3 separate regions of the Mus musculus genome follow, and regions 2 and 3 are each linked to region 1. Evidence: chromatin loops called from intact Hi-C (ENCODE). Cell type or tissue: heart. All regions are shown on one strand. Region 1 holds the start of Gk (glycerol kinase). Region 2 holds the start of Tab3 (TGF-beta activated kinase 1/MAP3K7 binding protein 3). Region 3 overlaps 5430427O19Rik (RIKEN cDNA 5430427O19 gene).

Region 1 (8,000 bases):
TGATTTAATTTGGCTTCTCCCATCCTCTCTTGAATTGCTCTGCTTGGCCCCAATCTAACTCTAGAAATCTGTTCCGATCCTTTAGTTCTTTCTCATTTATCTGGCTTGTTCTATCTTCACCTGTGTCTAGCCTGTTCTCATTCTCTCTCTCTCTCTCTCTCTCTCTCTCTCTCTCTCTCTCTCTCTCTCTCTCTCTCTCTCTTTCAGCCTGTCGCTCTATAACTCTCCCAGGTAAAACGGCCTCCTCCCTCTCTGGGCTGCTCTACTCTATGGTATATTCTCTGTGAACTCTACTGTATCCTGTACTGTACTCTCTCCTTCCTGTACTGTCTGTCTCTCCCTTAAGTAGCTTCCCTTTCCTCTCTCTTGAGAGTTGGGCATATCCTATTCTACCAAATCTTTCTCTGATTTGTTACTTTTTCTGCCACTCAGGTAGACATCACTTTCAAATATGGGTGCTTCTTTCTGCAAACTAACTTTACCTTCATTATTTGGGATTAAAGGTGAGAACTAAGAGTATGTCTGTATTCTAGCCAGAGGAATTAAAGGTATATACTAAGGGCTGAGCCACACCTTAATTAGAAACAGGTTCAAATGCCCTGCAACTTTTCCCTCCACTCTTTTTACATTTTATTTTGAAACAGGGTCTCACTGAATTGCCCAGGCTGGCCTTGAACTCATTCTTTAACCTAGGCAGGTATTAATCTTATGGCTGTTTTTCCTTTAGCTTTCCAAATAGCTGTAATTGAGGAATGCAACACATGGCTACGTTCACATTTAGATTACTAGCATGCATAAGAATAGATTCTCTAAGTTGCAAAGAGGCTAAAAATCGAGTATGTTTAAATTCCTTATCTGTTTCTCTATCTGGTGCCACCTTCTACAAACTTTTGATAGATCTGCTCAATTCACCCAAAATCCATAAAGTGATATTTGCCTGTGCTTTTCAATAAATAAACATTTCTAACACTGACTTTCCACCTTATGTTTTTATTATTCTTCTCAACCCATATACATTAATAAAACACAGGAGGTATTAAGAAAATGTTAACTTTCCAAATAGATTAGGTTGAACTTTTTTTTCCTTTTAAACAAGGTCTCCGCTGTAGCCATGCTGGCCTCTAACTCTTGGCAATCCTCCTGTCTCAGTCTCCTTACAGCTGGACTTATAGGTGTAAGACACTATATCCAACGAATAACTGCTAGTTATTAGGCAAACATGAGAAGAACAAGGAGGGTTACCAGAGTATTCTCTAGGGAAAAACAGGTTTTCTGTTTATGCCACATCTGCATAAGTAAATTAACAACAGGAAAAATTAGAGAAGGAATAACAGAACCAACAGAAGACTCTCTAGCCAGGATTGACACTGGCTTCCTGCTCTACCCGTCAGAAATCATAACAGGAAGGGCCCGAGGTGGTGGCATACACCTGTAATCCCAACACTAGGAAATGGAGTAGAAGGATCTATCTTAAACCCCCTTGGCAAAATAGAGATGGAGGAGCTGTTGGGCTGGGTTACCTAAGACCTGGTGAAAGAAAAAGGAAGGGAGAGAGAGAGAGGAAGGAAAGGGAAATGATGCCAGTGTATGTGTCCTTCAGATGACTCAGACTCCTTAAACTATTTGCACGAAGCACTTCCCTCCTAGCCTTCACACCTGGATTTCCTTGGGACAAGCCAATTTGACAATATAAATACATGAATTTTGCCTTTCCTGCATAGCTGTACTGCTCATACCGTGCTTCCAGAGACATTACATTAGTAACTCATTCACGTCACTATAAATGACATTTTCCCTATTTTGCAAGTGAGCAAAAAGAAACCGTGGGTTACTTGAGGTCATGAAGATTAAGTGTTGAATGTCAGGGCCAAGACACTAAGGGTTTCTTCTGCTGCTCTGCCTGTGATATGTATTAGTGGTCGGGGATGATCAAGGATGATTGATCAAGGATGACATACTATCTCTATCAGCTTTTCCATTTTCCTCATTTTTTCTTCTCCATTTTCCTTTCTAATTCCCTTCAGCTTCCATTCCTTTAGGCTGTTATGAAGGACACTAGATTTCATGCCAGAATGAAATTCTAGTCTTGGATGTGACATTGGAGGGTGGCTGGTCTCAAATATGTAGATTATTTGTTCTCTCTGGGACTCAGTTGTCCTAGTGTTTCTTTTAACAACTTTGGACAATATAAAAACATAGTACCTATTATTCAGTTTTACATTTATACAGAATTTTTGGACCGAAGCTGTGGCTTGAAGGGATGGGAAAGGGGAAAGAAAAACAGAATAATTCTTTCCGCTGCTTTCCTTTTAAGACAAAGTCTTATATAGCCCAGTCTGGTATCACTTCCCTATATAGCTGAGGATGACCTTGAATTCCTGAGCATTCTGCCTCTACCTAGAATCTCAGGCATGCAAGTCTGACCAGATAAAAGGGAGACAATAAATCTGTGAGAGTTTAGGGTGAATATTTAGGGTAGGGAATTAAGATAGGCTGAGCTAGACTTCTCCATTTAGGACATCTTTCTGGGTTGCTGTTGTTGTTTGTTTGTTTTAGAGGACATTTGAGGTAGGAGTGGCTTGGGAACATTAAAATAATATTGTGGCTCTTCACATTTGTTCTGGTGACAGCAGTGAAGCTCTAAGATACACAATGTTATAAGAAGCACAGTAAAAATGAATTTAAGGCTCTTTCATGATCCTCTACTTTCATTTCATTGGGAACAACGGAATTCTGATCCCTACTGTGCTGTTAAACAAATAATCTGCTGTCCCGTTGGAATCTGAGCCGCAACTGTGCTAAAGTTCAGATGTGGTTAGGATTTTTTTTTTTTAATGCTTCAACATAGTAAGGTCTGTGGCTCTGTTCTTACTGACTTCTAGAACTATGAGAATCCTTTTCCATATAATCTACTCAATTAATGCCTATCACAAATTTGACAGAGAAGTTGGCCTAGTGTCTTAATATTTGTCTATCCTGTCTGGCTGCTTCTTAGTCTATTCCAGGAAATTAAAAAAAAAATACTGACTTATTTGAAAGCTTGTCAATTGTCAGCAAGTGGAGCATTTCTCTAAGCAGTCCTCATCAGGAACACCAGGACAGGAAATTGTGCTTTCATAGCAAGCATGGGAAAACTACATAAACATACACAAAGTATATAAATAAATATGTATGAGTGAGGTGCTATAGAGCAAAGGGAATTCATGACAACTGTGGGGTGCTACAAAATAGTATGAGATTTGGGAAATGGATGGAAAGACATTGGGAATAGTATCAATTCTAAAGATGATAGAAAGCATGGTAGCTTACAAAACCAATATCTGAGCTTGCTTGATTTCTTTCTTTCTTTCTTTCTTTCTTTCTTTCTTTCTTTCTTCCTTCCTTCCTTCCTTTCTTTCTCTCTTTCTCTCTTTTCTTTCTTTCTTTCTTTCTTTCTTTCTTTCTTTCTTTCTTTCTTTCTTTCTTTCTTTCGTTTTTTGGTGGTGGTAAGGTAGCCAAGGTGGTAAGGTAGCCAAGGATGGCCTTGAACTCCTTTTTGATCCTTCTCCATAGTGGGTTATAGACTTGCATTAAATCACCTAGCTCAGTTAATTTTTTTATCCAATCAAGGTGTTATAAAAAATGGTATCCCATAGAATGAAATACATAGAATGCATGGCATAGATAAAAAATGCTTTTAGAAAATATTTAAAAATGTACACGTGTATACAGCATATAATTATTACACAAAAAATTTGCAAGTGCAATGAGCAGCCCACAAACACCAGCCCCAGGCTGTTTTGAAAACTATTTCTCACTGCGGGTCCAGTCCAAAGTTTGAAAGCCTTTTAGAACGCACGCCTCCAAAGGATCTAGGCAAGGTAAATTCAAGGTCAAATGAGAATCCCAATTCGCTCCCAACCTAGTCCACAGTGGTTAATAAAGCGAGCGGAAATGGCGCATAGGGGAGGGCATACTCAGTGAAGCCAAGCGAAAAAAGCAAGGGCGCTTCAGGACTGGGAGGTGCCGGGTATTTCCTTCATGGTTGGTCAACCTGAGGTTCTTGGAGACAATGGTTTGACACGTTTTCCTTACATGATAAGCCGAAATAACTTCCGCATTCTTTCTCCCTGGCCTACAAATGTGAGGGGTTCGCTTAGATCCCTTCGTCAGCTGGTCGCACCCCGAATTGATGCCAGTAGAAGAGCTTATTGTTATTAACAGCGGCTCAGCAGGCGGGGCGTGGGAAGAGCGGGGACGAAAGGACTGGATCGTCCACCAGGCGACTCAGGTCGCACTCTGCACAGCCTACCAGAGAGGGAAGAGGCAGCTCTGCACTTCGGGTTGCTCCAGCAGGCTTAAGTCTCGGGGTTCGGTGCAAGCCTCAGGGCCGGGTACAGGGAGTGTTCTGTGAGGCCCCGCCCTCCACTAAGCCCGAGTTTGGCTAAAGGCAGACGCTCCGCCCGTCCCCGACCACGTGACCCACCGCGCGGACCAGAGCCCCCGCCGTGCGTTGACCCCGCCCCCGTGACGTCTCACAACCCTCAGACTGGCCTGCTCCTGGGTCTCTTTCTGTAGTCGCTCATTGGCCCGCCCGGAAGACAGCGCCCCCCCATTTGCCACGCCTCCCAAGGCCTAGGAGAATGCAGGTCGGGGCGGGGCCTGAGCTGGAGGGGCGGGGCGACGCGGCCGGGCGGGAGTAAAGGGGCTGCCTAGGAGCCGCGCGAGCCTTCAGCAGAAGCGCGCTGCTTTGCCCTCCGCTGTCCCTGCTCCGCCCTCCGCAGCCCTCCACAGTCACCCCGGAGACCAGCCGTGTTAAGCTCTCTGCTCTGAAGCTGACTGACTTCCATGGCAGCCGCGAAGAAAGCAGTTCTGGGGCCATTGGTGGGAGCAGTGGACCAGGGTACCAGCTCGACACGTTTTTTGGTGAGCCCTGGGGTGACATCTTCTCAGCCCACTGAACTGGGACACTAGCCGGAGGACGAAAAGGCGGGGTGTTGCGTCCTCAGTCCGCGCGCCTCTTGTTCTCCTGGGCCCTAGCTGCTGGGGCGAGGAAAGGAGGCCAAAAGGGGGACCTACCATGCTGGGATTGTCCTGTTCTGGGGGTGGATCTTGGCCTCCTAGGATACCCCCGCAGCAGAGTTGAGCATTCTCAGCCTTGGTGGTGGAGCCAGGTCGCATACCAATAGGGAGATTCCCCAAAGAGAGTGAGTACTCTTGGAGCATCCAAGCAGAGCAACCCCGATGCAGTAAAGGACAGGTGGTCACATTGACACTGCTGCGATCTTCCCTATGAGTGTTTGGCCTGCTGGGCACAGGATGTCCTTGGATGGAGGGAAAGCTGTGTCACGGCTGTGGTCACCCAACATAGCGTCCGTTCAAGCGGTAGAACGAATAAAGTATTAGCATGCTGATGCTTTGTCATCCTCTGCCACAGAAGCTGCAGAGGCTAGACTACTGAGGGGGTGGTGGAACATATTGGAAACGGATTGCAATTCTCAGTAATCTTTATTTCATTTCAAGAGCTTAATCAGTTCAGTTCTGACACTTTGACCATTATCATCAGATATTGTCCACTCCACTCTACTGTTTAATGTGACAGGGCAATTCTAGTTAGTATGCACGATGAGAATTACCATAACGAGGTGCTGTTTAAATGTCTCTTGGCTGCTTCGTTTTGCAGTGAAGTTTAGCTCTTCTTCTTTTCGTTTTTTTTTTTTTTTTTTTTTTGAGACGGGGATCTGCCTATTTACTCCAGAGAAGCCTGAACTCCTGATCCTCCTGCCTCAGCCAGGCAAGTGCTTCCCAGGCATGAGCCACTGCTTGCTCACAGCTAGGAAACTTGCTCTTGAAGTGAGCTAGCATTCAGTTCAGTGAGATCATTTGAAAGTAATTTAAGTGAATAGAAAGCTGCTAAAAGCCCATGCTTCACTGAGCATTTGACTAACCTGGAAAGTTGATGTAAATACTTAGTGATTAATTACCTCCCTCTTTATTTCTTTATCAACCATGAATTTTCTTCAATGATTTATTTACCTGTACCCTTAGGGGTTGATATCCTTGCCGGTAGCATGGGAGGCAGGCAGTCTATCACTAAACTATACCCCCAACTCTTCCTGTATTATTTGGTAAATGTGCACACATACACCTGTGCACATGAGCACGCACAGCTGTGTGTGTTCTTCGACTAGCACTTGGCTAAACAGTGCATTGTGTTGTGATCAGAAGGTTTTTTCTTTCTTTTTCTTTTTCTTTTTTTTTTTTTTTTTTTTTTTTGTAATTGAGAAACTTTCAGTCCACTTTCAATTTAAATATTCCTTAGTGACAACCCTGGTTTGAGTTTCTCAATCATTGTTTCACATCTGCATTTTACACTTTTTAATAGCAAAAGGTAGGATTCATTTTGTCTTACATTCATATAAAAGTTTATAAAGTAATCCTGGATCATAAATAACTCTGCTTGGCTGGATTTGTTTAATATATCTGTAACAATAATATAGCTACACAATTATTATCATTTTTCTGAGCCTATTAAACATTAATAAGTGGGATTACTTTAATGTATTTATTTTATGTGAGTGGGAATTTTGTCTACACATGTGTCTATAAGCCATGTGTGTGCCTACTTCCTGAGGAGGCCAGAAGAGGGTGTCCAATCTCCTGGAATTTGAATTATAGACAGTTGTGAGCTACCCTGTGAATGTTGGCAACCAAATGAAGGTCTTTTGGAGGAGCACCTAGTGCTTTCAGATGCTAAGCCATCCCTCCATGAGCTGAATATTTTAACACAGTATCTTGCTACATAGCTCAGGCTGTTCATGACTCACTAGTAGCACAGGGTGGTCTCAAACTTGTAGTATTTTTGCCTCAGCCCCATAAGTACTACAATTATGAACACAAGCCACCACAATCAGCCATATTGGTTGAATTTTGAAGTCATATTTGAGATTTGTCACACTAAGGGCTGGAGAGATGGTTCAGTGGATGGATAAAGGTGCTTGCTGCCAATCTTTTTACTTGTTTGTTTGTTTGTTTGTTTGAGACAGGGTTTCTGTGTGTAGCCCTGGCTGTCCTGGAACTCACTTTGTAGACCAGGCTGGCCTTGAACTCAGAAATTCACCTGCCTCTGCCTCCCGAGTGCTGGGATTAAAGGCGTGCGCCACCACGACCAACAATCTTAATGATCTGATCTTGGTCCTTGGGACCTACATGGTGGAATGAGAGAAACAACTCTCTCAAGTTTTCCTCCAACATCCACATGTGTGCTGTGGTGTGCACACACACCACAAAAAAGTTAATAATACAATTAATTTTAAAAATCCTCACTCTAATGACTACAGGGGCCAGGCAGGGCACAAACACACTGGCAATAGTGTCTCAGGCCAGATCTTCCATTTATTCTAATAAAAGATGGTACTTTAGAGTCCTTGGCTAAACTTTCCTACTTTTTTATTATTCTCTTTCCAGATCATAAGTTAACAACTATTAACTCAAAGCGTTGGGGAAAGACAAGCAAAGCACGATAATTGTTTCCAATTTGTATAGCATTACCTTCTATGGATGTGAGTAAAATAGTTTAGAACTTTAAAGGTTTCCTTCTTAGGAGCCAGCGTGGTGAGCTTGCTTTCATTTGGGTTCTTCCTAGTGCTACCTTTGTAGTCCAGGCAGTCTTTCTTGTTTCTGGCTCTTCATATTTTGTTTCCTAAAGGTATTTTTTACAATAATAGAGAAAAAATTTATCAAGTTCATAATGCTATAATTATTATATATATATTTTTTAGTTTGTAACCTGAAGAGAAAACTAAATGGCAAATAATTACAAATAAATGTTGGTGGATAACACTGTGTATTCCTTAAGAAACGACTAAGAAGTCTGTGCTTCAAAGGCCAAGTGGGTCATTGGGAAAACTTGGGAATGGTTTAGCAAGGTAGTGTTTCCTTTGGTTGTAAACCACTCCCTGGGGAGTGCAGAGAGTGGATTTGCTGACTAAGTATTTCAGTCACAAGGTGATTCCCAGGAG
Region 2 (8,000 bases), 200 kb after region 1:
AAAAAGGGTTGTAGTGGGGGGGAAATAATAAAAATTAAACTTTGCAACTTGGGTAATACAGTCTTAGTTTTTACAAGTATGACAGGATTGGGAGAAGAGTATGTGGGTAATTTATTTCTGTAAATTTAAGTCTAAAGTTGTTCCAAAGCAATAAATGAATGAAGGAATAAATAAATAAATAAATAAATGGTTTTGTAAAAGCTACTAAAACCTGAGAAATGTATACCTCAACTGAGCACAAGCAAGTTTCCTCAATCACCTAATGGAGGGGAGGGGAGACTATAAACCAGACTTTTAAAAGATTGTAAAGCATTTATTTATTGGTTTGTTTACTATGGGGAGTGTATGTGCATGCCACAGCATGCTTGGAAGTATCAAAACCCACTTTGTATAGTTTGGTTTTTCCTTCCACCTTTACATGGGTCCAGAGTATCAAACTCAGATGGTCGGGCTTGCATAGCAAGAGCTTTTACCCACTGAGTTTATCTTGCTAGTTTGATACCCAGCTTTATGTGGGTTTGAAATTGGAAGTCAGGTCCTCCCTCACACTGGCACAGCAAAGGCTTTCCCTACTGAGCCATCTCTCTGGTCCATACTGTTATTTTTGTTTGTTTGTTAAATAGAAGCTCCCTGTAGTCTAGGCTGGCCTGGGACTCAAAGAGAATTTTTTGTTTGTTTGCAATAGGGAGATCCATCCCTTTAACTGTGTATCCTAAAACAGTTAAAAATATTGCTGTGAGATCTCTGGCTACTAGATAAGGAAGGAAACGGATATATGCAGTGCTACTGTGCTGTAGATGGGTGCTGAGGTACATCTGAGGTGATCTGGCCCTTTATAAACCAGCCACGGGCAGGGCAGTGAGATGGCAGGAAGGTGGAGCTCTAACAGCAAGCCCCCAGGAAGGAGTCTTTAAATGCTAGCTACTTTTCTAACATTATACCATCAAACCCAAAAGGCCCAAACAAATAAAAACTCACCTCAATCTGAATGGAAATAAAAATGAGAAATCTAAACCCACTCCTCTGTGGAAAGAAGACAAGAAAACTACTCTTACGTGGGAAAGAAGAATCCTATTGAAGGTACACCAGAGAAAGGCAGTAGACAACTAAGTAGAGCAGGGTATTCTAGACGTTCTAAAATAGTAAAGCTTAACAAAGATGAATATACAACATTTCTTACAAACCAGCAAGATACGGTTTTATGTATTTCATCCATTACCAATACACGTAATCCTTCCACAAACCTTGTAAGGAGAGTACCATTTCAATAGTGGAACAGAGATGTGAAGGCAGGCACTCTGGATACACAGTTGGTAGTCATAGTCACTTTATTAGGCAGTATAGTCTTTTGAAATACAAGCCAGAAAAAAAAATGGCTCTCATCATTACCCTATTCTCATCCTCCACCAGAAAAGAAAGCTCTTCCTCAAGGCTCTTCATGCACAGAGGGAGGAGCCCACTGTGTTTTCTACAAAGTTACATTCATAATCTTTTAGTACCTGATGTTCTGCATGCATGTTTTTGCTGATACATTGTCATAGAGAAAGTTAGTTTTTAACAGTACTATCAATATTCAATTTCAGATATGCTGAACTGGCCTGAGAAGCAGAACACCATGTAAGTTTTTTTTTTTCCTGTGGGAAAGTGGAGTGCACTTCAAGTTTTTTAAAAAATGTATTTATAGACCTTATAGAAATTGAGGCTCCCTTTCTACAGACTCTAGCTTTACAGATGCCAATATCATTAATTTTTAATAAAGAAACTACAGTTACTCAATCCTATTTTGCTCATATAGGCAGTCTTTATACTAGACATAATAGAGTTGGGGCTATAGGAAAAAAATCTTAATATTCTATGGGTTTCCTGAACTATGACTAGTTGTGAGTAGATCTAGCAGTTATACATCTAGCCTGGGCCCCCTTCATAAGCTTTAGCTTCAAGGGTTACTATCAAGTAAGTAAAGGCATCTTTTATAGCTACTCCTATCACAATAGAAAGGAAGATCAAGTATTAACAACAATGACAATGTTAGTAACAAAAACAATTCTTTTGTGCATTGACTATTGCTAGCCATGCTTTAAATATAATATATCCTCTGGCCCATTTAATCCTCGTGAGGTAAATACCACATTATCCTCATTTCAAAACTGAGGAAACAGGTCAGAGATTAAGCAATTTGCCCCAAAACACAGAGCTAGTGTGTGTCAAAAGATCTAGTTGTTTGAGAATTTTGCCCACAGAGATGTTTTTCAGCCATCACATTCTGTATATAATTTAGAGAATTTGGTAAACTTAAAATGAACAGAGGGTGTAAGGTGAAATTCAGTTTTCACACAAGAACGGCCTGGAGCAACCCTTGCAGCCTCATCTTGACTTTTACTGGATTATTTCCTTCCAGCAAGCTAAGGTTCAATACACTTATGGCAAACAAGTGCACAGTAAGTTTGGCTTTGCTTTTCTCACTTTGAAATCTCTCACTGAATCATCTCATTACCACAACCATTTACAGCATATATCACAGCAGCCTAATAAACCTTTATATTAAAACTTTCAGGTAACAAACACCATCCTCATTTATCAGTAAGTAAAAATGAGTAAATAACACCAAGATGGCCAGGGCCTTTGAAAAGTTTCAAAACATCAACAAGAAATAGTGCAAGCAAGATAGCATTTCCATGACAAACTGGAACTTGGTTGTTTTAACACCACCATAAGATATGCTTTAATGACAAACATTAACTTGAGATGGAACAAAGATGCTTTTTATTTCAAAATGTGTACCCTAATTCAGAAAACTTTCACTGACATCCTAAAAGACCAAATCAGTGGTTAAGAGCATAGGCTACTCTTTCAGGGGACCAAAGTCCAATTCCCAGTTCCACATGGCATCTGATAACTTTCTGTAACTTCGGTCCCAGGAGATCTAATGTCTTCTGGTCAACTTGGGCAGGTGGTGCACAGATATACATGCTGGCAAAACACCCATATGTATAAAATAAACATTTTCAAAGACTAGACACTTTAAAAAAACCTTTTATCAGCTTATTTCCTAGAAGAGCCATCCCATCAGCATAACTACACTGACGTTGGATAGTCACAGACGGGCTATCTACTATTCTCACAAAAAGCAAGCAACCTCCAACAATTTCTGGAACACAAGGCACTTTTAATATTTAACTAGTGTTCTGAGATTTTTAAAATAATATGTTTTGATCATATTCACTTTCCCTCTACCATCTCTTCCCAGATTCCCTACCCTTCCCAACTTCATGTCCTTTAAAAGAAAATCCTATCAAAACCCATTTGTGCTTCCCAAATACTCCTGGATATCACTGCCCTATTAAATTCTGCCTTCCACTGGAGTGTGGTTAACTTATCAGGGTCCATTAATTGTTAGAGAAAACGAACTCTGCCTCTCTAAAAAGCTAAAACAACTGCCAATACTTTTTGTGCCCAACTCCCATCTTTACACTGGGCTTTGTTCTGTCTTGAACTTGTACAAGTCTTATGCATACAGCTGAGAGCACTTTGAATTCATATGTACAGCTGTATAGGCTTATATTTTTCAAAACCTATTTTTAATAATGGTACTTAAATGTTTTAGCCTCCCTTCTAGCCTACCACCCACCAGAGGTAGTGGAAAGGAAAGGTAGAATTTCCATGAAAACATCATATGACACAACTGAGTCTCCAAAGAAACCAGAAATTTCCACTTGCAGTATTTTTAAAATCATATATTGGCATAGGCTTCCCAGGAAACAATAATAAATGTGCTGCATTTCTAAACCAATCCATGAAAGCCTAAACATCCAGAAGGTAACAGAAGTATACAAAACACCAAGTTCTGTGAGCAATGGTTCTATGGGAAAACACATTTAGCATTGCAACTCAGTAGCACACCAACTATCACTGCCCTATTAAGTTCTGCAAGTAGAAGGAAATCTTCCCTCACTAAGAAAACAGTCTGAGCTTACTTAAATTCTGATCAAAGCAGAGCAGGAGAAAGGGCATGAAAAAGGACAAAAGTCAGAGCTGGGGGTAGGGGAGAGATCAAAGAGGATGAAGGCTAAACCTAGTTAGGAGAAGGACAGAAATTGAGGATGACTGCTTAAAGGAAGGAGTGGACCGTCTGAGAGTAAGGTGGGTGGTGAAGAGAAGGAGGGAACAACGCCCACTTCTGCAGCACACTGGCTTCTACAAACTTAGCTTCTTGACTCTTCAGGAGAAGGGAGACAGGAAACCATAGCAAGAGTCTGGACACTGCCTCCCTCAATCTGTTATTCTCATTCTCCTTTTAAAGACACAATCTGGTGGGTTATAGGGTCTTAACTGCATTCCTCTTGACTTGCTAGGGCAAAAGAATTCAGACCAGGGGATGGGCTTAAAGGCTTTGTAGGCCTCTTCACTTTTCATACAACTTGCAAAAGACCCCAGGGTTAACTGAGAATTAAAGGAAAGATCCAGGTGATGACAGGATAGCATCAAGAAAGGAAGGAATACAAGCTGAGAGACTTTAAGCAAGAAGAAAAGTGAGATTGTGGACTGTTGGATAGGATAGTAAGCAAATAGAGCTTTCAATTAACTAAATTATAAAAATGTTGTTCAATATTTAGGATTCAGTTGGATAGTTCCAAGTATTTCATTACATCTATTTCAGTTTTAGACAAATATTCATGATTATAATATTAATATAGGGTTATGCCAAAGGAATGAAAATAAGCTTCTACATACATACACTTTCCCGGTGTGCTTTTTTATATAGTGATGATATAAAATATGTCAGAAAGGCTTTCTGTTTACTTCTAGGTAGGTTTTCTCATTTGTCAATATTTTCCACTCTAATAGGCCAAATACCAGGAGTAATTACCTTCCCAAGTAAAGTATATTTAACTCTTTCTTGGGAGTACAACTATAATTAAAAACTTGCTCCTTCAACCCAAAGATTGTCCGTCAAGATTACAAGGTGTTATTTAAACCAGCCCCATACTCCATAGAACACATACCCAGACTGAGAAACTCAGAAATCTTTTCTCCATGTCTGTGAGACAGGGCCATTCCAGGAAGACTTCTAAAACAATTTACATCTTTAGAAAAAAAAAAAAAAAAAGATCCCAAACTGCAAAACATTTCTAGAATTTCCAGCCAAAGATAATTAACCACATAATTAACTCTGGCCGAATGACCTGCTGGAGGATGAACACCACTTAGGTGTCATCTTCCTCCCCACCCCACCCCCTACTGCTCTAGCTTTTCTTCCAGCTGAACTCTACCCAGATGTGGGGCCTGTCTCTTCAACAGAGATAAGAGCTAGGACGAGGACGAGCTCAACAGCACGTCAAGAGACCCAACAGCAGAGAGCAGTGGGAGCCAAAAGCCATGCCTTTCCCAACCTAACACCTCTGCAAAGTGTCCCTGTGACTTCACTAAAGGCTCGGAAACTCGCTGCTCTGGAAGATCTAAAATCTGTCCACCCCTAGGCCCATAAGAGATGCTGCTGCTTGCCCTAATATTGGCCGTATATTTTGCAAAATGCAATCTAACTCTAAAACTTTGGGACTAAATGTAAAGAAGAACAGCAAAATTGCCTAACAAGTACTGTTCTGAGGTCTAAGAAGGACCTGTGGACACTATCACAACCCAAGGCCCCTGTGAACACTTGCTATTTACTTTAGTAGTACAATTATAAATATAATTCAAGATCAGAGTAAACAAAACATTTATTCTTTGAAGTATCTTGGGTACACTAAGGTGAAGTTACCAAAACCATGAATTTCAGGTATAGGTCACTGCTAACTATTTAGAATCTTTACACATTAGCTCAAACCATACCTCCGTCTAAAAAATGGACACATCCAAAATAAAAAAAAAATACTTGAGATTATCTTTTAAGACACACGAAAACCTTCAACAGAATTGAATGGTTTCTTTACAATAAAAAATTTCCACTTTCAATAAATTGATGCCAGCACATAAACACATACAGCGTATCTAGAAAGAACACATGCTCTAAACTTAGATATACAAGAATCTGAGTTCTAGCTTTGCAGTTTACGCACTATATAACCTCAGCTATGTAAGCAAGCTACAGAAGAATACTGAAGTTTTATGCTGTTATCTGTGCAATAGACATTGTCTCTAACATCGAGAAACACTTAGGATTCAATTAAAATGCATACTGCCTACCAAGTCCAGTGACTGCAGATACTCAGCTCACTTTGCTCCAACACAAACTGCACAGGGTTGCCTGCAATTAAAGAATATGTCACATAACAGAAGAAAAGTCAGGGCGACTGGACATTCATTATGCCTTGTCAGATGTAACGTCAGGAATCATATATTTATTATCTACCTTCCCTAAAGCCAACTTTGTCTTGATTAAACAAGTTCTAGGAGAAAGGGGAGGGGGACTGTACGTTTGTAAAAATTACATAACCCACTGATTACAAATTACGTATATGTAGAATTGAAGACGTGCTTGCTGACTTCCAGTGTTCATTGAGAAAAGTTACCATAGAAGATAGTGTACTTTGTAATTGAATATTATAGTTAAATCTCCATTTAAAAAAATCCAAAAACTTCTCAACCATGCGTCCTTTCTAAGTGTGTTCTTTTATAGTCCTATAAATCACTCATAAAGCAAAAAGTAAGCCCCCGACCCCCACCCACTAACAAAGTACAGAGCAAGCCGGGTTCATCAAGTTGTTCTTTTACACTGCTCCTTCCTTTCCGTTTACAAACTCCTAAATACATTATAAATGATAAAAATTGACAAAGGTTACTGAAGCCCACAACCAAAGAGCCCTGCCTTGCACCACTAACAGGCAATTTCCCCAGCAACAACCAAATTCTAAATGTTATGCTTCAGAACAGGCAGTTTTTTATACTTCAACGTGTCTTGAATCTGAACTTTTGGTTCTTTACTGTGCAGCTTACTTTCTCCTTCACCTTGCCTACATCTTCCCTCCTCCTATCCTACTTAATCCACTTTATAAGCAGATACGCGGTAGTAAACTATAAACCTCCAACTAGGACCAACTCTAATCTGTTGTTGGACCTCAGAGGGCGGCTGTTCAGTGTCATCTTTAAAAGACGACAGTATCTTAGCTTTCCTCAACACCTGCCAACAATTATTTGCAAACCACTTCCACGACAATCATTTCTACCACTACTAACCTTGCGCACAGGTCCCAACACCTTTAAAAGAATCAGCCTTAGTTCTGCGAGTCCTAATCCCTCGAACGCCTTAACCCGGACTTCAAACCTGTCCATAGAGGTGCGTTCTGCAGGATGTCCAGGAGCCCAGGAGGAAAGGCATCCTCGCCTCTCCCGCGAGGGCTGATAGCGATCAAGCCCCTCCACCCCCAACCCGCAGCCACTCCCTCTCCCCTCGGCCTCGGGGCGTTCGGGGCGTCCTGGCGGGCGCAGCCGCCACGACAGGCCCTGCGCAAACCTCCCGCAGCCAGGTACTTACCCGGGCCGGCTGAGAGCCAGAGGCCGGGACGAGCCCCGCCGACACCCGCAGTCTCGCCCACGCCCAACGTCGTGGTCGCGGGGTCACTAGGACGACCCCAGGGCACCTCCGAAGTCCTAGCCTCGGGCAGGTGCCGGGCCTCCCCGCCACCACTCACCGAGCCCCCGCGGCCGCTCCGGGCTCCTCCGCCCGGCCCTCGGTCCGTCCGCAGGCTCCCACGGGGGGTCCGGGCGGGCACGGCTTCCCCGGCCGAACCCCCTTGACTGCGCGCCGTGCCGAGGGCAGATCCGGTGTGAGCCGCCGCCGCCGCTGCCGCCGCCCCCTTGCCTCCTCCTCCTCCCTCGCGGCGTCCCTCCCACTGAAGCCCGCCTCGTATTTCCTGGATCCGGTCTCTGGGAGAGGTTGGGCCAAAGAGCTGCCGGCTTCAGGGCTTCCGTCGGGCGCCTTCGCTCGCCAGACACAAAGATGGCACCGCCCGGGCCTGCTGTAAGCGATCTCGCGAGGCTTTCCCCACGGGAACCAGAGGGCG
Region 3 (8,000 bases), 110 kb before region 1:
GTTGAGCTAGGTTTAAAACCCCGGTAACCCAGCAGGTGACCTTAGCCTGCACTGGAATGGTAGGCCTTTTTCCATGCTCCTAGACACCAGGCTCCTGACCAGAGGCTGCAGCTATTCACTCCACTCCACTCCACTCCACTCCACTCCACTCCATAGACCTGTGGCCATCAGTCAAGGTATGCACCTTGCACTTAGACGCTTGAGAACAGACGCCTACTCACTTGTTTCAATTTGGAACTATTTTGAAGATTCACCCTAACTCTTTCTGGTAACATCTGGATTTGCTTCCCTCATTCCATCACAGAGGGAACCTATTCCCCATAAGGATAAAAATGCTCCCCAATGTCCTTTCGAAAGTCTGCTTCCTGGAAAACCTAAATCAAGTTTGGGCAAGACACTGTCATTGAACAGAGTTGGCAAACATCACTGTAAACAGCCAGATGGTAAAAAGAAATATTAAGCTTTGTTGTGTCATATGTTCTCCGTCATGTCTGTTCGACCATTCTTATGTAAAAGCAACTACAAACTATATAAAATATAAACAAACAAATAAAATTTAGTAGGCAGCATGGAATATGTTATAGAACTTGCCTGTCATGAATAAGGCCTTGAATTCCATCACCAGCACTGCCAATAAATAAATAAATAAATAAATAAACAAATAAAGTCTAGTTTATATACACTGAATTTCAATTTTAAATTTCATATAATTTTCATATGCTCTAAAGTATTTTTAACTTAAGCTTTTGGGCTTTTAAAATATATTAAAATTAAAAATAATAAAACATGCCAAGTGTGATATAATGGCACATGCCCTTAATCCTCCTAGCATGTGGGAAGCACAGGCAGACAAATCTCTGTGTGTTAGACACCAGCCTGGTCTACATAGGGAGTTCCAGACAGCTGGAGCTATACAATAAAGAGGCCCTCCCTCAAGAAAAAGAAAAGGAAAAAAGGAAAAGAAAGGGAAAAAAGAAAAGAGAAAAGGAAAACCTATCCTTAGCTCACGAGAGTCCAAAGCTATCATAAAGTTAGATTTGACCAAAGGCTCATAGTTTTCTAAGTCCTGAGCTGAATAAAAGATCAAGACAGTAATACACATGTAAAGCTACTGTTTTAGTAAACAAATATACAGAAATTGAAATTATGGAGTCCTTGGTCTTGTATAGAACAATCAGAAGACCCTTTTCTGGCTCCAGGTCAGAAGAACACATGAAAAAGGGAAATGGGGGGCAAAGTATTCATAATCCTTTTGAACCTCATAGCACCATGAAAATCACACTCAGTGAAATAAAATGCTTCAATGTTCACAATAGGAGGTTTTCCGTTGAAACACTGCTATCTCTATCACTAAATAGAATTAGGAGATTTAAGTCATAGTCTTGTGGCTGAACCTTTTCATTTCAAATAAAAACACATCCAGATTTGATGATACATACCTATAATACCAGCACTTGTGGGATAGAAGCAAGAGAATAAGGAATTCAAGATCATCGGCTATGTAAGGATTGTAAAACCAGCCTGAGCTAATAGAGCCTTGTTGCAAAAAAAAAAAATGTTTAAACAACTGAGATTTGTTTGTCATTCATTTAATATTTATAAAGAGTATATCTACATGACTTACTGATATAGCACAGAGGAAAAGAAATACAAGCTTATACTTGGAAAAATGTCAGTCCACCTGAATTTAACAACCATCTTGTAGTCCATTTCTTTCCAGAAGAAACAACCTAGATAAATGTATCTAAATAGGAAACAGGTGTTTAATTCCCAATTCTCAAATCCATCGACTTTCTAGTTTGCCATAGTGTTTCCTTTTGTTCCTGATTTGGCTTAACTTCCAGTTTCAGAACTCCTAAAATTGAATCACAGTACCTTCCTTCTCTCTGTGATCATTTTTAATTTTGCTCTGATTCTGTATAAACTTGTCCTTGAAACCATTCTTTTGGTTCCTCTTCCTGTTCCTTTCCATATGTGATTTCTCAAAGTGTCCTTTACTAGTTGTTAATTCCCTTCCAGAATTCCCTCCATCACATCCTCTGATCAAATTAATACAATAGTGCCTTGGGATTCATAGGAATAAGGGGAATTGACAGGAGCCTTCTCTATGGAGTTATATTGCTATACTGAGAAATATGAAGACTAGGGGTGCTGATCTCAGATGATACCAACTGCAACAGGTGGCTAATAACTATGTCCTTGACTTTTGAAGTGTCCAGGTTCTTCTCTTTAGACACTTGAAGACTAATTTGATCTACATTCGTCATGATGAATTCTGATGCCAGAATCTGGGTAGGAGAACTGTCATGAAACACAGTGTCCATAATATATTGCTTATACAATTCCACCACCTTCTGCTCCAGGTACTCATTGAGCACTGCATTTGAAATAGGCTTCTGCATTTGCAGGCTGCTTTTCTCTTTGATGCTGGTTATCCTCCAGTAGGATGAGTACCGCTGGATAGGTTTGAGGGGAAGTTCAGTGAGCTGAGTGGAAGTGGAATCCTCCATGGACAAAGAAATCTCAGATGACTTTAGCAAAGGACCATCTTCAAAGCTGCTCTCAGAGGGGAAATTTGCCATTACTGAGTTAATGGCCATCACCTGTCCCCCTGCAATATGTAAGTCGTTGTAATTTTTGCAAATACTTTTACAAGAAGGTGGAACCAAGTAGGTCTCCCTGATCACATCTCTGCATATACCAACTGCAGCTAAAGTTGGACTTTCAAATACAGGGTTGCTGTTTGCCTGCAGCACTGTTCTGCTCTGGCTTCTGCTGTGCTGACTCGCCCTTGCATGCACTGATGAAATAAACTTCCCAGAGGATTTGCAGCTCACATAAAGACTTTGAACTTGTGTTTCATCCACAGAGGAATATGAAAGAGCAGCAACAGAACTTGTCTCTTTGCCTTGGTCCCCAGCCACCGGTTCATTATAAGATGCACAATTCCAATGAATGTCATTCCAGTAGGTAAGTCCACTGAGATATCCTTCTGATAGCATTCTGAAAAGAGAATTCATGAGAAATAGTGGGAGGAAAGAAGGCTAGAAAAAATTAATTTACAGTTGCTATATGAAAAATGAAAGATAAATTAATTCATTCACTCACTATATACTTAATGTATACCACACCTATGTTATATGCTAGAGATACAAAGATGAAAGGACCATCCTTCTCTTATGGAAGAAAATAAACTGGATACAAATAATCCCAATATTATAATACTGAGGATTATAACAGTGGTAGGCACAAAGGTAGCATAAAGAAAAGGGCATAAAAGAAAGACTCACAAGATGTGGCTTAAGGCATGTGGCAGTGAAGCGAAAGCATAAAGGGTAAACAGAAGTTGGGGCTACTGACTTAAAATTATAAGAAGACGCTGTGGCATGGACTATTCACTACAAAATAAAAGCTGAGAAGAAATGGGGCTGGTACAATAGCATGGAATATGACTACAAAGGGCTGTAAGAATTGGACAAGAGAATTATGTTGTGCCCGGAGGGGTGCCGGGAGTGGAGACATTGCTAGCTGGAGAGCCACATGGCTAGTATGTTATGAGAAAAGACTGAAGAAATATGTGGCAAATTCTACTGAAACAAGAACTGTAATGTTGCTCAATTTTAAAAATTTCTTTCCTGGGGTCTAGACAGCAATCAGGATATAGGAGGGATTCTAAAAGTGTTTGGTACGTTGATGAAATGATTGATAAGAGTTCTGAAACTAATTTATAAGTGATAAATTATGAAAGACCAATGTTTCCCCCTACCTTTTAAGGCTATGTTGGATTTTTCTTTGTATTCCTCTCACATCACAGAATATATCCTAGAAATGTCTACACTCAACTGACAAGTTTACCTCTACCCTAGTTATTAAAATTCTTTCCTGACAGTAAGACGTCCCACACCTTCCCTCCCCCTTCCACGTCTTTAACAGTTGTCATTGAAGTCTGGGGTGGAGAGAACAAGCCAGAAACCAGCAGCTGCATTTTCTAAAAAAAGGAACACAGTGGCATTCCTGGAATTTGAGCAATGGGCGACAGTGAGGAGAGCTGGTTGTCTTTGATCACAAGGGCTGGGCTACTGAAACAGACCTGTCGATTTGACACTGAAGATGAAAAGTCAAAAGAAGTATCATTGTTAAAGGTACACAACGTTATGGTTTTTAAGTTTCAGCCCTTCTTTTATATGCATGTTTTCCAAGTAACTAGAATGTTCCTTTTAAAAATTGTACAAAGATAATGTATAAGTATCTGTATTTTTTGGAATTATTTCCAAAGTATATTAATCAGATTCACCAGTTGCTTAAATGTAGGCAAAGTTAATATGCAACAGAAAGGTACAAAGCTAAGTTTTCAACTAATCTGTGAATCATGCTTGTATTCTTAGTATAAGGACAAAAAGGAAAATATGATGTCAACCTTAAAGAAATACTTTCAAAGTACAGTTCTAACCTCAATAAAACTAGTTTCCAGATGAAAAGATAAAGTTTAAACACATGAAAGAATAACTAGCCAGCCAACAAAGATGACCATAGAAGCTCTAATAGTGAGAAAGTAACTTCCCTAACCCGTCCCCACCAGGCTGCAGCAAGCCACTCTCCTTACAGGCTCAATATCACTGCGAATCACGGCAAAAGTTCACTGTTGACTTTGGAATTACTATATAAATTTTAGAGAATCTTGGCAGAGATTTGCTGGGACCACGTAGAGAGAGTCTAAAAAACTAATAAAAAACAAAAGTTGACAGTGAGATCCTGTTTCAAAACACACAGGCAAACAGAAACTAAATGTCAAGCATGGAGCTATGCATCCATGATCTTAGGAAGTCGAGGCAGAAGGATCTGGAGCCTATGCCCAATCATGTCTCATATAAATCAAAAGGAAAGAGAGAGGTGAGTGTACTAATAATAAAAGAATGATTTTTGAGATACTATAACTTGAGATTTCGAACTTCATAATCTAACATCAAAAGCATTAAAAGCTTAGGGCGTAATATTTTGGGGTCAGCATTATGAAGTCAGTAGCCAACTGCCCTGTCCAGAAAGGCTCCTGCGATGGACCTGACTAGAGTGTATAGGGAAAAGACAAACACACAGAGAAACACAAATAGAAAAACTGAAGTCAGGTGGATGAGGTTTTCTAATAGAAAAACCACAGCACCCCAGGAGCTCAGCGTGTTTTTTTGTTGTGCTGGCTGGTCTTGTGTCAACTTGACATGCAGGCTAGAGTTAGCTGAATAGAGAGAGACTCCGTTGTGTAAATGTCTCCATAAGATTTGCTTTAAGGAATTTTCTTAATTAGTTATTGATGAGGGAGGGCCCAGTGCATTTTGGGTGGTGCCATCCCTGGAATGGTGGTCCTGGGTTCTACAAGAAAGCAAGGTGAGCAAGCCATGAGGAGCAAGCCAGAAAGCAACATTCCTCCATGGCCTCTGCATTAGCTCCTTCCTCCGGGATCCTTCCTTGTTTGAGTTCCCGTCTTGACTTTCTTCTGTAATGAACAGCAATGCAAACATGTAAGCTGAATAAACCCTTTCCTCCCCAACTTGCTTTTCAGTCATGGGGTTTTGTCACAGCAATAGAAACCCTAGCTAGGACAATTACATAGAGTTGAACAGAGATTTGGCATTAATGCATATGGCTGAACAAGGAGGATGGGTGATTCCGTACAGATAAAGAAGAAAGTGGTGTTATGGCATGTAACTGAAAGAAGGAAACAGATTTAGCTAATCCTAGTAGGAACAGCCTCTATAAGGTAAAAGCCTTCAGGCTGTAAATATCTGAAGGAAGAAAGCTATGGTAGACATTTCCTGCACACACTACCAATGCCCACACTTGGACATCCAAAGAAGGCTTTGCCATTTTCTTCTGGTCCTAAGGTTAGGGTCTTTGAGTTGGCTGTGCCCATGCCAACAACACATGCTCACTCAGGCAGAACTTCACTTACTCAGGATTTCCTTTGCTCTCCATACCCTAGTTCCCATGGAGAGAGTGAGGAAACAGGAACTCTCAGAAATTCTCTCATGCCTAACAAGATGCAAATCAGACAGGCACATGGTTCAGATAGGCATGCAGTCCTGAGGCTACCTTATCAAGTCTCCTTACAAACTGAAAAGATATTGAAAGCCCGTGTACCTGAAAGATGCCTACAGTTAGGATAGAAATATTGCAGACAGAACTACAAAGAGCACTAACCAGGGGCCACATGAAGACATTGCCAAGGATATGTGTGTGATGACCTGGTGAAATCAAAGCTATTCTCTACATATGCCCGTTCCTAACTGATCTTCTAGTTCTACATATGAGCATCCTGGAACTCAGAGGTAAAACCTGGGTGGAGGAAGCCACTGAGATAAACCTGATAGGCAAAGGAATAAAAAAGGCAAACTGCACAGTTGTTAAGGGCTGATGCAACTGTAGACCTTTACTACAACAGAACAACATGTCACCATTCTGACAGTGGGAAAAAAAAAGAATGGAATAAACATGTGTTTACCTCAAAACACAGTTTGGATAAACATAATCTACCAAGATAACCACTAACTAACTGTTGCTCTATCATTCTCATTATATTATCAATATATTTTATATTATCATTGCTATAGATACCTCCATGGGCTGGGGAAATGAATTAATTTGACACAACTGCACAAGAACCTGAGTCCAGATCCCTAGCAGTAAAAGTGCTGTGAGGTAAAGACAACTGGTTACCAGGACAACCTGGGTTACAGAAAGATGTCGTGGCTCAAAGACATAAATAAATAAATAAATAAATAAATAAATAAATAAATGAATGAAATTCCACGATTCCTTCAGCTTGAGAAGCCTGCACTCGCCCCATAAGCATATTTGTTTTCAATTCCTTATCTTATCCTGTCTCCCAATTCTTTCTTTGATGGTGACGAAGACCTGAAAATACAGGGTAAAGGTCTCAATCTGGTCCCTTTGAAAGTTCCTTAGCTTCATCACCTGCAACATTGTGATGGGATTAAACTTTGACTGACAAAGAGTACTTCCTACATAGGAAGCTATGAACCCAACTTTGAGATAAAGAAGCAAAGATTCCAAGTAAGAGAACAGAATAGGCATAAGTGTGTGTGTGTGTGTGTGTGTGTGTGTGTGTGTGTGTGTGTGTGTGTTTCTATCTCTCAAACTGTTGCCAGCAATCCCCTCCAGGGGGCACTAATATCCAACATACCTAACAAATTCAAAAGGAAGTGGCAGGGCAGTGGTGGCACATGCCTTTAATCCCAGCACTCGGGAGGCAGAGGCAAGCAGATCTCTGTGAGTTCAAGATCAACTTGGTCTACAGAGCAAGTTTCAGGGCAAAGAGGGCTACATGGTAGAACAACCCTACCTTGAAAAACAAATGACCAAACAAACAAACCAGTGTACAAGTGGGACTGGAGAGATGGCTCAGCAGTTAACAGCACTGACTGCTCTACCAGAGGTCCTAGTTCAATTCCCAGCAACCACATGGTGCCTCACAACCATTTGTAATGAGATTCGATGCCATCTTCTGGTGTGTCTGAAGACAGCTACAGTGTACTCAGATACATAAAATAAATAATTCTTTTAAAAATGTACAAGTGAAAAGAACAGTTACCAAAAGAAGGACAACACTGTTAGCCATCAGGGAATTGCAAATTTGAACTTCTTTGACATTCTACGATAACCTAGCCAGAATGGCTCTCATCAATATATCAAACAACAAATACTGCCAAGGGTTTGGGTAAAGAAGAAACATCTGTAAAGGTTAATAATGGTTGCCAATTTGCCACGATCTTGAATTACTTAAAAGACAAACTTCTGACTGCACACAGAATGAGAGCAGCTGCCTCCTGCTTCTCTCCTGCTCCTGCTGCCAAGACTTTCCCACCATGATGCACTAAAACCTTGAACCATGAGACAGAATACATCCATTCTCCCTTTAGTTGCTTTTGTCAAGACATTTTGGCACAGCAACAATACAAGTCACTAATGCAGAATCTAAACTGGTACAG

The links. Peaks named below come from ENCODE experiments on the same cell type or tissue, not always from the same donor. Only the 100,000 strongest peaks of a DNase experiment are listed, where the experiment ranks them.
Region 2: it touches region 1 in a loop (6-fold over the local background); 5 of 42 quality-filtered maps call a loop at or near these places.
Region 3: it touches region 1 in a loop (2.7-fold over the local background); 15 of 42 quality-filtered maps call a loop at or near these places.

Annotation. Positions count from the first base shown.
Region 1 is chrX:85,773,331-85,781,330 of GRCm38, reverse strand. Gk (glycerol kinase) reads left to right here and starts at 4,512. Exons shown (of 21, transcript NM_001294140.1): 1 at 4,512-4,905. The coding sequence starts at 4,828. It also overlaps the pseudogene Gm14766 and a transcript of 5430427O19Rik not described here. In heart, no CTCF peak of the experiment used is centred here; a DNase peak (open chromatin) is centred at 4,570; H3K4me3 peaks cover 2,065 bases; H3K27ac peaks cover 1,781 bases.
Region 2 is chrX:85,573,794-85,581,793 of GRCm38, reverse strand. Tab3 (TGF-beta activated kinase 1/MAP3K7 binding protein 3) reads right to left here and starts at 7,772. Exons shown (of 10, transcript NM_001358447.1): 1 at 7,472-7,772; 2 at 6,184-6,244. In heart, no CTCF peak of the experiment used is centred here; a DNase peak (open chromatin) is centred at 7,883; H3K4me3 peaks cover 1,836 bases; H3K27ac peaks cover 1,138 bases.
Region 3 is chrX:85,882,832-85,890,831 of GRCm38, reverse strand. 5430427O19Rik (RIKEN cDNA 5430427O19 gene) reads right to left here. Exons shown (of 2, transcript NM_001163539.1): 2 at 1-3,003. The coding sequence starts at 3,002. The coding sequence ends at 2,106. Among named protein-coding and RNA genes, the nearest start is that of 5430427O19Rik, 17 kb to the right of the region's middle. In heart, no CTCF peak of the experiment used is centred here; a DNase peak (open chromatin) is centred at 3,981; H3K27ac peaks cover 1,143 bases.